Linked DNA regions of Homo sapiens: all the other regions are linked to region 3. The links are chromatin loops, found by intact Hi-C in ENCODE. Cell type or tissue: PC-3. All regions are shown on one strand. Links, peaks and the distances in the headings refer to the core of each region. The heading gives the core; the rest is flanking DNA.

Region 1 (4,178 bases), core at 601-3,100, 590 kb after region 3:
AGGAAAACATGTGGTTTTGCCTCATCTTCCTTGAAAGCTTAAGGTCACAACCACCGTATTCCTAGCACGGGATCCTACCATGTTGACCCTGTAGTCTTCCCACCAACACAAGTCGACAGGGTAACTGAGGGGCCCATGGGCAAAGCAGAGTTGATCCATTTTCACAGAACTGTCAGCTCCTAACTTGACATGCCTTAAAAATGATCAGAGATACCATAACATTATCATATCCATTGGAGGCAAGAGTGGACGTTGATCAGAATTGCCTGCCCTTTGTTCATGTGGAGCAGTGGTCTCAAAATCCCTTGAAAACAAGAGGCCCACTTGAGAACTGCCTGCTGTATGATGTAAAGCCTACAGGGAGTGAGTTGATAACCCTTGGGGCCACCCATGGCATGGGGAACTTGGAGTAAGGGAAGCCTGTTGCTACTTGTTACTTTGGGATAGACCAGAGGCAGTGATGGATGAGGGAAAGCCGATGAACTGTCTCACAAACATGGCTCAAGCCCAAGTGTGTTCCTTTGTAGCCCATAGCCTTGAATGTCTTCTGCTTTCTCCATGAGTGAAAGTCAATCCAAATTAGTGTGTCAGCACCATTTTGGCAGCATAATCTCAACCAGCTTCTGGAAGAAATACTGCAGCAGCCAGAGGGAGTCATCTATTTACCAAGCTCTTTCTTGAACTGGGTACTGGCCACAGGATCCTGGAATAACCTGAAAGCTGTGAGGACTACAGCTCCTCCTTGGGTCATCTGCTTGACCCTAGTTATGGGGTACGTTAATGGGACAGAGTTGGAGACTGCCCCAAAAGGGATAAATGGGGACCAGGGCCAAGTGGTCCAGGCCTGTGGCACCACACCATGACAATACTTCAGGCCCCAGCTTGTCCTACACACTACAGGGATCTTGGTAAATTTTGAGGAAGGCACCCCAGAGTGGGAGTAAGGACCCCACTTGCCCAGGTCTAAGGGTGGTACTGCCTATGAATGGCATGAATGAGAGGGTGCCAATGTGTCATCTCTCTCAGCAAACATCACCTAGTTACTAACTGGTAGAATGTCATTTAGGACTCAGATCACCCACATTAACCCTGATAAAAGGGACTTTAAAGATCTCTGCCTGTTCTTTCTGAGATTGAATCCAGTGGTATCTCAGCTATTTTTGTACACTGAATCTCTCTCTGGATAGGATCATGGGTGGATTTGATGTTACAGCTTTGCCTTTACTTCCCCTGGGGGTGTCTAGACCAAGCCTGAGGCCTCTGCCCTTCTCTACTCCTCAGAGGCTCTTTTTCTCTTTTCTCTAGTCACTCATATGTAAATGACCCAAATTCTTGGTCTTCCTCTTTTTCTGAAGTGGAGTCTCTAAAGACAGAAGGCTAGAATCCTGACTGTCTAGCCCTCATCACCCGGCTGATTTCTCTTCAAGTTTTTGAGTGAATTGGACAGAGGAGAAACTCTAGGATAAAATTAACCTCATTTTGCTGTCTGGGGCTCTGGCCTCCAATTTTCATGAAATCTACTTAAGGGAATGGAGTAGACTACCTGTGAATCTGAGGAATTTCCACTGTCTGGACTAGAGACAACCTTCTGCTTCCTGCTCCATGTTTTCTCTCCCTGGCCCTCACCCCAGTTCCCACTGGTGTCCTAAGCAGATGAATGGTGTGTATTATGTCAGGCAGGAAGGCATCCTGTATCAGACCCAACAGGCAAAGAAACAGTAGGCATCCAAAAGTACCAATCCAAAGAAGGAAGGAAGGATTACAAAAGAGGCCGACCTGAAAGAGGTGGATCCCCAAAGCAGTGATCCTTAAAGGAACATCTCAAAAGAGACATCCAACTGGGGGTTATTGCTTTTAGTATCTTTTTCATACCTCACCCATGCCAAAGGTGTATGCCCCAGCACCAATGCTGTCTTTGGTTTTGGCCAAAATCAGCAGCCACTGTCTGGCTCAGAGGGGTGAGGACGTGAAGTCAGGTGGAGACTCTTGCGCGCCCTCTAGAGCTGAATGCACGCTTCTAACTTTCAACAGCGTTTTCTTTCCAGAGGCAGGCACCCTGATTAGGGGCCTGAATTCCTGGGTGACACTAAAAAGATGTAAATTATTTTATATTTTCTCAAGATGAGAGCTTTTGTTTGTTTTTTTTTTTATGCTAGAAATGAAGATATAGAAAAGAGAAAAAAATAACAATTTTCCCTAGATTCTTCTCCCACAGGGACTTCAAGTCTGTAACTGGTTGTGAGAAAAAGAATACCAAGATAATACACTATGAAAAGATTTGGGGAAAGGCTAATTTATAGGAAAAAAATTAGAGCACCTGAAATATTAAAATAAATGATGTGACTCATAAGCTAGAACTGTGATTAACAGTATGTTATGTAATATGTTATCAGGACCTGGGGAATAACAAAGTACATTTTATGAAACAACTTTTATGAGAATAAATGTAACTCATCTAGTCTCTTTCTGTTAACAATCTATACTCCCATGTTAATTTTTCAGACATGTATAACTTTACTGAAACTTCTTCCTTGGAACAAAAATACCTTGACAATAGCCAAGAATAACAAAAAGAATGATTTTTGTTCCTTCAAACAAAAATTTGAACTTTACGTGTTATATTCAAGTGATGTAAATATTTCCCCAATTCTCTGAATATTTCATAATACTCAGAGATTTCATACTTTTAGATAGCTCTAGAAAGTGATAAGGAAAACTAATCCTCTCTAAATTTCTGCAGTATAAAAAATAAAATCTGTTATTCAGGCATTGGGACAATAAACATTACATTGCTTAAACAGATCTATGTTGGTTTCAACCAAATATTATGTAAGAGAAGCCTGCTTCTTAGGTATTTTTAGGTATGAGGTTTCTAAAACCAGTTATACATAATGAAAATATGTAGTTTCACAATAATTTAATCGAGTTGTCTTTCAAGCAAAAAAAAAAAACAAGGCAATTTTAAATACAGTAAAGTTATTCCTTCTTGGGGACTTACTAGAGATTTTTGGAAGCAAATTTGCTCCTTGGGATTAGTATTATATTTCTTGCTTTGACATTCTTATTTTATTTTATTTTATTTTATTGATTTTTTGAGACAGAGTTTTGCTCTTGTTGCCCAGGCTGGAGTGCAGTGGTGCAATATCGGCTCACTGCAGCCTCCACCTCCTAGGTTCAAGTGATTCTCCTGCCTCAGCCTCCTGGGTAGCTGGGATTACAGGCGCATACCACCATGCCAGGCTGATTTTTTGTATTTTAAATAGATATGGGTTTTTGCCATGTTGACTAGGCTAGTCTCGATCTCTTGGCCTCAGGTGATCCGCCTGTCTCCGCCTCCCAAAGTGCTAAGATTACAAGCATAAGCCACTGCGCCCGGCCTTTCTTGCTTTGAAATAGTTTGGTGTAGAACTTAGTTTTCCAATGCATGAATATTAATCTGCTCCATGAACAACGAATTCTTTGCCCTGTGTATGATGGCAATTATGCATATTTTGACCAACTATCTACTGTGCACTGTACAGAAAGCACATGGAGGATGTGAAGATTTGCACCCAAAGAAACTTAAGATCTTGGTCAGAAAATATGACCTGATGTAAATATCCATAATGTATGAGGGCTTCCAAGAGTTAAAAATGAAACTCTACAGACTCATAGAACACCGGTTATAAGCATTTTTTGTAAAACCTTTTTTTAAGATAAATCATGAAGCATTTTAGCCAGGGAGAATAGAATGGACAAAAAGATCAAAGGAATGAATAAGCTGTGTTTATAATTTACCATTGCAGAATAACTTCGGCACTGTGAAAAATCCTCCCCTTCTGGCTGGAATTAACTACCCTCAAAAAATGTGCACAAGCAAATTCAAGACAATGAGACTAACAGTAAAATAGACATTCTTCAGGTTTTAGACGTGTCCGGCAAAGCTAGACGCTAAGGTGACTTTTTAAAGCAATTGAACTTTTAAGTCCTTTCTGTTTTATTATAAAAATGAAAATGTGTTCCTAGAATACAAACATGGTTTACTCTAGATAAAAAGAAAAAACATAACCTAGGATGAGGCCATAGATTTAAACATGAGAAAATAGGAGTATTTTTCTTTCAAATAAAATTAAGAAACAACGCAAAGATGTATTTTATTAGAGACTAAATCTTATCTCAAATAAGCATCTTTAAAAGCC
Region 2 (4,178 bases), core at 601-3,100, 180 kb after region 3:
AAGCAGTGGAAACTGTAATCACCTTAGAACTGCCCCCTGAAACTGTAATACTGCCAGGAAAACAAATATTTGCTGAATTATAGGGTGCTATATTGGTTTTACCTGAATGCAATTAAGGGCTAAATAACTACAAGCTACTGTTTAAAGTGGACAGGTATAACCAAGAGCAGGGGACTAATTCTGCCAACACCACTAACACCAGTCCCCAAAAACCCTAACGATACACTCAGAACAAGCAAACCAGTAGATCTGATTACCAATTTCACATATCCTGCATTCTTGGAGCTCACCCATTTCATCATTTCCGGACACTCAGACTCTAACTAGGAACACCTAACTCATAGCCCTGTATTTTGCTAAGTTTTTCCTCTACTCTTGAGTCCTCCTTTAATCTATAGAGTGTTATTCTACACTGGACCTCTCTCTTATTTTTTGGAGTCTAGCATCTTGCATCTTCCTGGAGCCCCAACTAAACTCATAACTTCTAAGCTTCTAAGAAATATGTAAGTTTTTCAACTCTGTACATTAAGTCTTTTTGTGACCTTAAACTTACCTTAGAAAAAGATGTACTGTTAGTTACCAACTGCTTCTTCAGCCTTGCGTATAATGCCTGTTCCTCTTTATGACTCCCCTTCAAACTTACTAGCTCATGAGGATCTGTAATTTAAGAAAAGAGCTTTGGCAACAGGGTAGTTAAATTGCTACTAGTGGTTACTTCTGAATGACTTCAAGTTGATTCTTTCCTTGTGTTTTCTTCAATCACTTCTTATTTTTACTAATCAGTGTCACTATGTGTGAGCTATGACACTCCTTAGAACTATGCAAGTAGGCTTCAAAAAAAAAAGAATGGAAATTTGATGAAAATGTTTTACTGCTAACACTCAGCTAGAAATACCACCTCTGAAAAAGTGTACAAAACTCCATGTACCAGGTGGAATATTACTCCTGACCCAGAGTATTATATAAACATCTGTATTTTCTTCCCCAATTAGAAACAAATAGCTCTTGATGAAATGTCTGTGCCCTGGTCCTTCAGAAGTCAGTATCTGACTCTAAGATGCCAGGAAAATTTCACCTTGTGTCATGTTTCACGCTGAGGAGTTTGTATAGCGCTAGTGTAAACCTTGGTCTCTAAGACACATTCCATGGTGAATTTATTTCAAATTCCAAACTGAGTTTATTCCATTTCACTCACTTAAAATTCCAGTTGTGATTGGAAAATATACACTTCATTTACCTTCTGCGCAGTGTTCAATGAACCGCTTGTCATGTTTCACCCTAGTAGGTTGCATTTCAATCCTGAGTGTGTCTGTGTAGCAGCTGATTAAAGCTTTGCTATTATTTGTAAGGGATGTTATAACATGCACTGTCATCTTTCTTGGCATTTTTTGAAACGGTAACATGAGGATTCTGGCAAAATAATATGGTAGTTGCTACTCTTTCCTTACACCTATACCATTTACTTGTCAGTAAACAAAATCATGTTTTCAATGAAGTAGACAAATAGAAAACTCAGCTTCCCTATCCTGTTGTATCTTGTGCCACTCTCTATAAACTGACATGGCATAAAATGACATAGCTTGATAAACTGCTGGAGTCAAACACAGATTACTGCCATTTAGCTAGAGCAGGACACGTCACTTGAGGACACGGCCCCAAGGAATGTCAGTTCTAGAGGAGGAAGGATAGAACCGAAATGAGGGATCTGGTTCTTTGTTGTGTGTGGCTGAATTTCCCGGACATTGTTTAAGGCAGAAATGACAGGTAGCATAAAAGAGCAAACCTTACCTTAAGAAAGCAGATTATATAAGCACCCCCCTTGAATCCCAAATTCCTGCCACACTAGGACTTTACCACATAGGTTATTGCTCAGATCTGATGAAATGTTAACTCCAATCCGTAACCAACTGATAACAACCAAAAACCACATTAGTCATTATTTACTAAGATAACAACGATAAAAATCATGTGTGTGTGTGTGTGTGCGTGTGTGTCTTTCCTTGAGTTCTGTATCAGGATTTTATAATGCTGAGAGAGTTGTCTATTAAGAAACATGTTTCAACTTTATTCCAAAGAAATGGTCCCCACTACTCTCTGTGAAACTGTTAATGTCCAGCATGGCTCTTGTTATCAACAGGATCTATTCTATGCTTTCCTGGTACCAGCATAATTAAGTCAACAAAACTGGTTGCTTTCAAAGCCAATAACTATTCAAGGCTACTTCCTCTGCAAGGGCACAGTTTTAATACACCCATAAGCCTTATTCAGGATCTCAATCTTTTGCAGTTGAAAAATGAATCCAAGAACACCGTTAGAGAAGCTCACAATTCAACTCAGATCTTACATTTGAACTTTTTCTTTTTTGGAAAATGTACTCATGGTAACTTTATTCATGCAAAAAAAAAAACTGGAAGTGATTGAGAACATTTGTTTTTCTGGCATTGAGGACATTTCAATTATTGTCCCTTAATATGTCATCTCATAACTATTATCTGGAACAAGTATTCTTCAAATATGCCATATGGATGGTTAAAATCAAAACAAACTATTAATAACAAATCTAAACAAAGCCAAACAACCAAATACACATACAAATAAACCAAATGAACCCTCCTGTACATTCTCATTTTGTCAGAGAGCTACATCCCCGCTCCCCTTGAGCTACGTTTGGGCCCCTCCCTTCTTCTAGCAAGGTTTTTTAAAGTTTAGGTTCTTCTTTCCTTTCCCTTCTTCTCCCTTCTCCTCTTCCTCTTCTTTTTTTAATTCTATTTTAGGACCCACTGGTTAGCTTTCCTTATTACCAAATTAAAAATATTATTTATTCACTCTCTTGCAAAAAAAGGCTCTTTTGAGAGTCACACTGTTTAGCTGTAAACATCATTTCTCCCTGTGAATGGCTGGAGTCCCAGTGAAGCCTTCTACATTTAACAAAGGCTTTGGTACATGGCTTAAAGTCTTAATATCCAACCCAAGATCCTGGATGACGTCAATGCCCTTTTCGATTATCAACCAGCACCTGCTTTATAGCTCCCTATTATTCACTACAATAGTCTTTTTGAACCTCCACTCTGCTTCAGCCAGTCACAATCATGGAGACCCCAAACTTGGCCACCTCTATACTTGTTCACTCTGTGAAGTTATTCTCTAAACAGCGCCAACCAACTTTTCAACTCTACCGACTTTGTATTTCCACTCCATCAGTTCTACAACCTCATTCATATCTCAAATCCCCTAAAAGTATCACTTTCTTTACTTCTAAAAGCTCCCTTTGGCTCTACTTTCTTCTCTCTTTAACCTAGACATCATAGCCTATCACTTCAAACATCCTCCTGTTAGTACCCACTTCTCGTTTGAATTCTTGTCGTCCCTCCACATTTTCCTCCAGAATTTCAACCCAAGATCAATGCAATTATTTTATGTCTGTTTTCATACACCTGGGTTGCTACATTCTGGTTAACTTCATGTGACTCTGCAGAATGGTACTGGTACAAAGCCCTGGTCTTCAACATCACTAGGACTTCAACACTGTCCAAATTTCCTTCCACATCTCCTTTTCTTTCAAGCTTTAACTGTTTCTTCCAATCCAACAGTATGTACAAACTGCCACTTCCTCACTCTCAGCAAAGCCCTCCTGTCCTAATTTACAGGTAAAATAGCCTGTGAAGTGAGAATTAACTCAATGTCCTTTCCTCCCTATGAACTGATTCCAGCCTAACTCTTTGCCACCCAACTCATTAGAAGAGATATCTTTTCTCTTATCCAAAACTAATCTTCCCACTTTTACTCTGGATCCTACCTTCCTCCCTCTTTATCTGTTTTATTAGCAATCCCACTTCTCACACAAACCTTCAACCTCTCCCATCCCATTGGTTTCTATGTGGTGGTGCACTGGAGCTGATAGCTAATTGTAGGTATCTTCTCAAATCTGCATTCAATAAGGTATTCTGAATGCCTTCTGCATTCTTCCATGATAGTTTTACTCCAGCCATGGTGACGGTATTTACGCCATGGTCATCTGTAATAGCTACAAATTAGAGCTTTTATTTCTCCTCTGGAGGCCTGGTTTATCAGAACACCACTGCACACACGCCTTCTCAAAACAAAACAAATAAAATCATTGACAAAAATTCTGGTGCATAGCCTATTTCCTCTTCTAGTTATAGTGCCCTCTGTCCTTT
Region 3 (4,178 bases), core at 788-3,287:
CTACACTCATTGAATTGAATGATATTGGTGAGGGGACCTACAGGAAGTCTTTCCTTGTAATGCTCAGGAATAAACAGGTGGTGGGAACAGAGATCCTTGTCAGCCCAGTGACCTTCGCACTTTATAAGTAATCCCAGGCAAGAGTTCTAGGAATGCAGCCTGCATGAGGGCTCAGGGCATGGTCAGATAGGGGCAGACCAGGGGCAGGTGCCTGGCTCCTCTCTGGGGTCAGAGCAGGCTCCCTCCCTGCCAGGTTGTGGGTGCAACATTCAGGGAATGGTTACTGAAGTGTTCCAGGCACCAGAGCTCAGGCAAGAAGTGGAAAACTGCGCAAGATCCTGCACGTGGGTACCATCAGTGCCTTTGTGGGGAAGTTACATCTGTGTGTATGTATATATACTTAGTATATATATACGATATACTTAGTGTACTTATATCGTGTATATATACTATGTACTTAGTATACTTACTTATATACAATGTACATATACTTAGTGTATATATACATTGCATGTTGAACTTACTATATATATACACACACACTACACACACACACTAATTGGTCCGCTAATTGGCTGTTGCATTTTGAACTTGGTATGTGTGTATATATACATGTGTGTGAGTATATATACACACATATATACGTATGTATATACATATCATATACATACATGTGTATAGATATGTGTGTATATATGTATATGTGTGTATATGTATATGTGTTTATATATGTATATATGTATTTATGTATATATACACACACACTAAATTCAATAGATATATATGCGTGTGTGTATATACACACACACACACACACACACACACACACACTGAGTTCAAAATGCAAGAGCCAATTAGTGGGCCAATATGAGAATTAAAAAAGAAAAAAATGTACAGCAAATTGAATAGGACGTATCAGAATGCATACCACATAATGACAATCAATATCACTTCATTAAATTTTTGCTCGACATACACACACGTATAAAATTATGTCTATAGTCATGATGTACGTACAATGTATTTTGTGTTGAATAATGTTGGAAAGCCACTGCAGTGGATATTTTGACATCTTTTATTAATATTTAAAAGAAGAGGGTGAAACAAAAAATGTGAAAAAAGACAAAAAAGTTTGACAGTACTGAATTTAGGAGAAATTGAAGGTTAGTTCTAGGAAATTTGCCTTCTTCCCCCTAGTTATGGCAAAAAATAACTTTTCTGGGGTTATAAGTCTGTGAAATATATAGGTAAATTTAAAAAATTTAAAAATGTGTAAATATCCAGTGTGAAATACATGTGAGATTGCTTACAGAAACGGACAAGGCCAATATACATGTGAGGCTTCTGGTTATAATGAATTCCAAGGAGATAAACTCATTTCATGTCCTCTGAGCCAACCGGGCAGTACCTACTTGGGAAAAATGTTTGAGGGCTCTCGATTTTTAAACCTGCTGAACCAATTAAAAGCGTATAAATTTTTCTAGAAGTCTAAATTAATTCTACGTCTATAATAATAATTATTTTTTTAAGTGATGATATGGGAAAAACCCAAAATATCTTTGCAACATACAGCCGTGCGTTTTTTCTCAGACCAACTATTTAGTGCCTCTTCCCTATTTGTAATCCAGTCTGCGTCATTTTTCAGGGCTTGTTTTGGGTCTCTGACTGCCTTCTTTGCTTAGAGTGTCTCTGTTTTCTGTCATAATTCACTATAGCATTCAACGGCTAAAATGACTTTTAAAACTACCTGGTGAATGGCAATACCACATCAAACCACTAGGTGGCAAAGCAGACTCGGAGAACGACCTCTCTGCCAGCAGGCGCTGAAGCAGCTACCCGTTCCCCATGCTGGTGACCAGGAACTTCAGCTTAGCTCAGTCATGCAGTTCGCGGAGGATATCAAACAGAGTCAACAAAGCTTTGCAATCAAACGTGTCTTTAAAGGGAATCCAACTTGTGAACCTGGCTCTTGATATTCATTTGAAGCTGCAAGGGGGAAAAGATGTTACCTAATATGGAGCAATGGCTCTTATTGTGAACAAAACATCTCTGAACACCAAAACCGGAATAAAATTCTATTTAAAAAGGGGAATTTTTTTTTTAGAAAGTTGATTTATCTTGCTGCCTCCTCCCTCGGTTGCCACTTTTCATGGGTTTTTACTTGATTTGATAAATATGGACCTTGACAACAACAATGCAGGGTGCTTGGAAAAGGATTTGCATCAGGACCTCTTACGTGTAGCAGTAGCTGCTGAAATAACAGTTTTTCCTCAAAAACAAAAACCTAGATTCGACTGATGTTTCCTTGCATTAGCACTCGCAAGTCTAAAACCTTTTGTCATTAGAATATCTAAAGAAATGGCACGAAGTGAAAAGCAGGCGGGAGAGGTTCTTGTTAAATATTAGTATGACCCCTTCACCCAGAAAGGGCAGACTCCTTGTTGCTGAAGTTACTCTTTTCTGAGAGAAACAGGGAAAGAGTGCAGCTGGATTCTGTTCCACTGCAAACAGATTTGCTGATTACTGTTCAACATTTTAAAGAGGTATTTATTATTATGTGTTTTTAATACTGTGCCTTTATAGTGGAGGATAAAGAACAGTGCTTTTAAAATACCAGCTGATCTAATATAACTGTGGAAGTTATTCTGATGAAAAATCTAGTGAAAACAGTCATTTGGACTAAATATTTCTAATATGTCAGTTTAGGTACTGAAAGGACACCTGGTGAAGAAAATTCCTTTGGCTTAATATTTATGCTTTCATGATTAAGTTAGACTCGTGATCGCTTTTTTTTTCCAGGTCCATATTTATCAGAGTATTTATTTTTATATCTGGACATGTTCCACACATCTGATTTCCCTTCAGACTTCAGCCTATTTGCACGCCCCAACTCATGCACGCAGATAGAACTGTATATTTGCAAAGAGAGTAGAAGCAATGTGGGAGGCGCGCATTAAACGCCTAACAACCTGCCATAGCATGCAGGGCCAGGAAGTACACCCGATTCTGCCACGTGGGCACATTGCCTAGGCACTCTGATCCTACATCCTCATCTACAAAATGAGGATTATAATACTTGAGGATGAAATAGAATCTGTATAAAGCACCCAGTATAGCCTGACTGGCCCACAGCAGTTTCTCAAAAATGGTAAAATCAATTCCATAATTTTTCTATGGCTGGTTGACTTTACAGCAAGGTCTTTTTCATGCCTAACAAGAGCTAACATTTGTTGAGTATAAAGCAGTGGTTTTCAACCCAGGGTGACTCTGCCCTAGGGGATATTGGGCAATGTCTGGAGCCACTTTTCTTGTCACAACCTGGGGAAAATGTGCTACTGACATATAGTAGGCAGACGCTATCAATGCTGATAAACATCCTACAATGCACAGGACAGCTCCCCACAAAGAATTAAGGCTGCTAAGATGTTGATAGTGCCGAAGCTGAGAAACCCTGCTCTAAAGGGAGATCATACAGACCCAGAAAAATGTAGAGTTGTGTTTCTCAGGAAAACCAGGAAAATGTCCTGATACTAATTAATGAGGCAAACTCCACATCTCTTCAAGAATCAGGTCCCACTTCTCTGGAAATCACATTCTTCACCCACCCAGCAAAAAAGGAATCTCATATTCACGTGTTCAACTCTTCAATCATTATTTCACACAGTAAATGTGTTTGAGTACTGCCTACAAGGCTTAGACTGGGGATGTGGTTCTTGTTCTGGAAAACCACTTGTTGGCAATGCCATGAACTAAACAAAATAATTGCAGTGGAAGGAGCAGTATAGATGATTAGCTTTGCTTGAGTTGATGTGGTGGTAGCAAAGATAAGGACATTTTGTGAGTCTTGAGGAATAAGACTCCAAGCTGCCATGTAGTCAAGAGAGGACACAGCATTCCAAACAGAGGGAAGAGCCTATGTCCCCGATGCACTCTGCACATATTCCTGTTACCTCACAGAGCACTTCACTGTGTCTCTCCCAGGACGGCACAGACCCCGGAGGGACACTTTCATCTTCACCTACTCAAGTTTGTGCCTTGAGAGTTAGCATAAATGTCTTTCCCAGAGCAGACCTAGAACGATTGCCTCTACTCTGTTTTAATTGAGATGAATAGTTACATTTTGTTGTTGTTTTTTAACCTCGAGGTTCAGGGGTACATGGGCAGGTTTGTTACATAGG

The links. Peaks named below come from ENCODE experiments on the same cell type or tissue, not always from the same donor. Only the 100,000 strongest peaks of a DNase experiment are listed, where the experiment ranks them.
Region 1: a loop joins it to region 3, with 13 times the contacts of the local background. A loop is called at or near these places in 17 of 110 quality-filtered maps.
Region 2: a loop joins it to region 3, with 2.3 times the contacts of the local background. A loop is called at or near these places in 4 of 110 quality-filtered maps.

Annotation. Positions count from the first base shown.
Region 1 is chr1:239,306,718-239,310,895 of GRCh38, reverse strand. No RefSeq gene overlaps it. Among named protein-coding and RNA genes, the nearest start is that of CHRM3, 78 kb to the left of the region's middle. In PC-3, for the core only: a CTCF peak has its summit at 1,994 (motif pointing left); no DNase peak of the experiment used is centred there.
Region 2 is chr1:239,715,275-239,719,452 of GRCh38, reverse strand. The region is part of intron 5 of CHRM3 (cholinergic receptor muscarinic 3); the gene reads right to left. CHRM3-AS2 (CHRM3 antisense RNA 2) reads left to right here and starts at 334. Exons shown (of 3, transcript NR_103776.1): 1 at 334-503. In PC-3, for the core only: no CTCF peak of the experiment used is centred there; a DNase peak (open chromatin) is centred at 1,872; H3K4me3 peaks cover 344 bases.
Region 3 is chr1:239,895,930-239,900,107 of GRCh38, reverse strand. All of the region lies in intron 6 of CHRM3 (cholinergic receptor muscarinic 3), which reads right to left. It overlaps CHRM3-AS1 (CHRM3 antisense RNA 1), which reads left to right and starts at 236. Exons shown (of 2, transcript NR_046582.1): 1 at 236-344; 2 at 1,716-2,089. In PC-3, for the core only: CTCF peaks have their summits at 1,554 and 1,773 (motif pointing right); a DNase peak (open chromatin) is centred at 1,827.